2 separate regions of the Homo sapiens genome follow, and region 2 is linked to region 1. A link is a loop called in an ENCODE intact Hi-C map of the cell type or tissue named here. Cell type or tissue: thyroid gland. All regions are shown on one strand.

What was found. A loop is a pair of places that touch in the nucleus more often than their neighbours do. Peaks named below come from ENCODE experiments on the same cell type or tissue, not always from the same donor. Only the 100,000 strongest peaks of a DNase experiment are listed, where the experiment ranks them.
Region 2: a loop joins it to region 1, with 8 times the contacts of the local background. A loop is called at or near these places in 103 of 110 quality-filtered maps.

Annotation. Positions count from the first base shown.
Region 1 is chr12:107,130,934-107,133,433 of GRCh38, reverse strand. No RefSeq gene overlaps it. Among named protein-coding and RNA genes, the nearest start is that of CRY1, 39 kb to the right of the region's middle. RefSeq lists a silencer at 1,229-1,523. In thyroid gland, a CTCF peak has its summit at 1,492 (motif pointing left); DNase peaks (open chromatin) are centred at 1,393 and 2,093; H3K27ac peaks cover 2,497 bases.
Region 2 is chr12:107,606,361-107,608,860 of GRCh38, reverse strand. The region is part of intron 4 of ABTB3 (ankyrin repeat and BTB domain containing 3); the gene reads right to left. Among named protein-coding and RNA genes, the nearest start is that of PWP1, 78 kb to the left of the region's middle. In thyroid gland, a CTCF peak has its summit at 1,163 (motif pointing right); DNase peaks (open chromatin) are centred at 680 and 1,160; H3K27ac peaks cover 2,299 bases.

The DNA of each region.
Region 1 (2,500 bases):
AGGGGATCAGGAGGACACATTGAGAAAGAAAAAACAAATCTGCACTTGGTAAGAATTTAGAAATAGTCTATTGGTCTCCTTTCTGTTCCTAAGATTCAAAGCCTGCTCCTGACTCAGGGACTTTCTCAGTAAGGCCTTCTCTGACCCAATTTCTATTCCATCCCTAACACTTTACATCCCTCTTTCCACTCTGGATTTTCCCCCCCTCCTTAGCACTCATCACTAATATACTAATTAATTTACTTATTTATTCTATTTATTTTCTGTTTTCTTTATAAGAGCAAGGATTTTATCTATTTTGTTCGATTCTGTACCCTGCAGCCTAGAATGTTTCCAAGCACACAGGGAATCCATACTAAAGGGACTAGACAACAGGGACTCTAAGTTATAAATCTGAGTGTTGGGGGAAATGGTGGTTTGGTTGGCAGAAATAAGGGAAAGTTAGCTTGAAGAGTGTATTAATCCATTTTCACGCTGCTGATAAAGACATACCTGACCCTGGGTAATTTATAAAGAAAAAGAGATTTAATGGATTCACAGTTCCACTTGGCTAGGGAGGCCTCACAATTATGGTGGAAGGCAAAAGGCATGGTGTTATGTGACGGCAGGCAAGAGAGAATGAGAGCCAAGCAAACAGCAAAACCCCTTATAAAACCATCAGACCTCATGGGACTCATTCACCACCATGAGAACAGTATGGGGGAAACCACCCCATGATTCAAGTACCTTTCACCAGTTCCCTCCCACAACACGTGGGAATTATGGGAGCTACAATTCAAGATGAGATCTGGGTGGGGCACAGCCAAACCATATCAAAGAGAAAGACTCGGCACCTGACATTTGTCGTAAGTCCTGCAAGGGTGGCAATCGTTGACTATAGGGAATAGAGGGAGAAAATCCTTAATGTTTAATGTTGTCCACCCACAGTCAGTGAGCTCTGCCTGAACCCAGGCCAGGCAGGGCCACTGTCTCCCCACACACCACTTATCATTTCCCTCTCACACTGCCCTGCAGTGTTCCCCAATAACTGGGAAACACTGGATGTCAAGCAAGCCCACTAAGGCTCTTGTCCTGCCTGAGCTATGAACTACCTAGGTGATTTTGAGTCCTTCATTTCAGTCTCAACTTCCTCATGGAAAACATGAGTGTTGGAGATGATTTCTAAGGTTCCTCTAACCTTTACAGATCCTGTGATTCCAGGATGAAAAGACTGCAAGCTAAGCCATTACATAAGAGGTCCTTCCTAGCCTTCACATTCTGGGATTCTAAGAAGGGTACAATGTGGGCATCCCTCTGCTCAAACAGCAATTCAGAGCGGGACAGCTCGGGGTAAGCAAAGAGGAATCCTATGAAGGTGCAGAGCGAAGCTGTTTCCTTCAGGAAGATGTCCAAGAAAGGGCGGAATTTTGCTTTCTATCCTGAATGTGTTGGCCCCTGCGTATGGTAATCTCATTCTTATAGCGCCACCTACTGATAAAGAGCTTTTCAGCAGCAGATAAAATGTGCTCACAAAAGGGTTTGGTATCTCTACCTAATCTTGACCTTTTAATAAGCGTGTTTCAGGAAAGAATGTCAAGTGAAATTTAAAAACAAAACCTCTCCCATAGAGGGGCTTCTCTAACAGCTTTCACATTTAGAAAGAAAAAGGAAATAGAGCTTTGCAGACCTTATTCCATATTTGTAAAAAAGAACCAAACCTTTCATTTGTTCTTCTTTACAAGGAATGGATTCCTTGCTCAATAAAGCAAGCATTTTCCTGAAAGGTCATGAGTGTTAACCAAATTTGAATTGAGAGATTTACATTTTAATGGCAATAAGAGAGATCACTGCTCTGAAGAGTCCCAAGGGTAATCCTTTTCTAAAGCAGAATAATCACTCCACAATATTTGCTTTGGTAAGTTCAGCCTCTCATTTATTTTGTTTTAAACTGGGCCCACCTGTTCTTGTGACATGGGTTCTGGGCAATTTTAAATGACAGCCTTTAGCTCACACCCTCTTTAAAAACAAGCCAAATGCACTCAAAACCCATTTTGAGCTGGCAGTGAGGCATGTGTAAGAGGTTATTTACGATGTGCTGCGCCTGCCTGGATCTGGTGGGCGAGCCAGATGGGCGCCCTCCTCTTGTCCTTCCCAGTGGCCTCTGCCCAGGATCTCTGGCTTGTCAAATGTTGTCCTTAGCAACTACCACTCTAGGGTGCTTGAAATCATTGTTTAGGCTCTATTGTGGTTTTGCTACTAGCTCATACCCCAAAGAGCAGAATTTAGTGCAAAATAGACTTCATTGGGGGTTAGTTACTATAAGACAAAAGGCTCCTATTTTTAAAGGATTATATTCGAACTGTGTGGGCCAGGATGAGAGAAAGCATTATAATGCGTTTGGGCTGTCTGATAACAATCTGCTCATATCAAGTAGGATAACTTAAGCTTTCTAGGCCAGCAGGCTTTAAAAGATAGTTTCATATCTTTTGCCAAGAGGATAAGGTTCTGGGACCCAAGGATG
Region 2 (2,500 bases), 480 kb before region 1:
CTTGCTCTGTCGCCCAGGCTAGAATGCAGTGGTGCAATCATAGCTCACTGCAGCCTCAGACTCCTGGGCTCAAGTGATCTTCCTGCCTTACTTACCCCAGTAGCTGAGACTACGGGGATGCACCACCACACCCAGCTCATCAAAAAAAATTTTTGTAAAGACAGGGTCTTGTTATGTTGCCCAGGCTGCTCTCGAACTCCTGGCCTCAAGCAATTCTCCCGCCTTGGCCTTTCAAAGTGCTGGAATTACAAGCATGAGCAACTGCACCTGGCTTGTGTCTTAACTCAGAAGATAGGAGATGAGAGAGCAGAAAAGCTTTGAGCAGGGCCAGTATGAGCAAAAGTATGGTGTTGAGACACACAGGTTGTGTGAGGGTAAACATGGAGGTTTCACTGTTTCTGGGGCATAAACTTCTAGGCAGAAGCTGAGGTAAGCAGGGCCTAGAGGACCTGTGACGTAGTCCTTAAGGCTTCAAACTTTATCCTTAAAAGCCGTGAGAGGAGTGATATGGTTGGATGGCCAGCCCTATGAGAGGACGGAGGGTGGGCCTGAGCCAACCCTAGAGGCCGGGAGATGTGATAGAGCCAACTGAACCAGCTGAGTGGACAGAAACCACTGCCAAAGTGTGAAGTGACGAGGGGCTGAGTTGAGACGGTGGCTACTGGGATGGAGCAGAGGGCGTGGACTCTGACTTCTCCATGTGTGCCTGTCCGCCTCAGATATGCACCACCCTTGCCCAGAGGCAGGTGTGTCAGCCAGAGTCAGAGCTGTCCCAGGCCCCTCACACTCCCCCTGCTTGCTGACTCCGAGGGCGGGAACTAAGGGGAGGAGCCAGGTGTTCGAGATTCCTGGTTCTGTTCCTGCCTCTAATGAACCCACTTTGTGGTGGAAGTAAGGGTGAAATTTGTGAGGAACGAGAGGGGGCCATTGTCCCAGGTTTATGGCGCTGAGACTCCTCAGTAGCTGAGGAGTGAACGACCACAAGAGCCCCAAGAAGTGGATGCGACGTGTGTGCCCCTGGCCTGTCCCTCATCACTCATCTGACACATCACTCATATTTGCGGAGGAGCCTTGGTCTGAAAACTATTCCGGAATGGGAATCCAGGGGTAGGAGATGCTTTGGCTCTAGATGCAAGACATGAAGCGTTTGCTTCTGGCCACCAGGGGGAGCTGCTGGGACGCAGACGGACTCCAAGGACTGGAGCCAGAAGCCTGGTGTTGCCATGAGGGGTCTGATCTGCACACCTGTCTCAGGACCTAAACGTCAGGCCAGGCCTCCAAGGGCCTATTTGCAGGAGAGCCCTGGGAGGGACAATAAAAGGTACTTAGGGGCCCAGAGTTGATCAGAATCTGGACTCCAGGATTAAGGCCTTTTCATGGCAGGTGGGAAAGTCAAGAACACCCCAACGCTGTTGGAAGGCTCCCCAGGGAAGACAGAGGGCTACCCCGGCAGTGGGGGAGAGCTGGCTGGAGGACCGGAGCCTGACTTCAGTCTATGGCATCAGCATCCGAGACCTGAGCTTCTAGGGCACAGAACGTGGCTGAGCCATAGAACTTCTTGGCACACCTCATGGGGGCCTTGAACATGGCTCTCCTACAGCTAGGGTTACCAGATTTAGCAAATAAAAATACTTGAGAAATATTTCATGGGACACACTTATACTAAAAACATTATCCATTGTTTATCTGAAACTGAAATTTAACTGGGTGTCTTGACTTTTATCTGGGAGAGGCCAGAGACTAGGGGCCCTGAAAGAACACAAGGGGAAACCATGGATCCTTCCAGAATGTAAACACAGCATCTATCTCCAGGGGAGGAGGGGGGACCCCTTGCTGCAGCTGTGGGCTTCATCCAAGGGACCAATGATCCCTAAACAATGGGTAAGGAAGGAGATTCAGGCAAAATGAACATGACAGAGGGAGGCGGGCCAGAGTAAGAGAGCAAGGTCACAGAGCACACATCACAGAGGCTTCCGGGAGAGGTGCGCACGGGTCTGGGTGTATCGTGGTGAAAAGTCTGCACCCTTGATTGGGGTTGTGTGTGTGCAAATCTCAGGGAGGTATCAGATTTGACTCACTATAGAGAAAATCTTTCTTCTCACATACCACTATCCAATTCTGGAAGAGGCTCCTTTGTGAAAGCAAGACCTCCTTTCTTGGGAGCAAAGATGCTATAAATTATTGTCACAGAAAGACACCCATTGGAGTTTCTTCTTTTTTGTCTAAGTTCCTTCTGATATCCTTCATGCTTGATGGATTCAATCAAATATGCATTTTTGCATGAAAAATATGCATTCTTTATTCCGTATGACTGGATAAACGTTATTGGGCACCTACGGTATGCTGGGCCCCACACTACGGGGCTACAAAGGTGGGAGACACAGACCCTGTGTTCACAGAGCTCACAGACTCGTAAATGAATAATTGCAAGAACATCAGGAGATGTGTTTACCAGCTATCGAGGTACTTGATTTTAATTAGAAAGAGACAAATGGCAAGA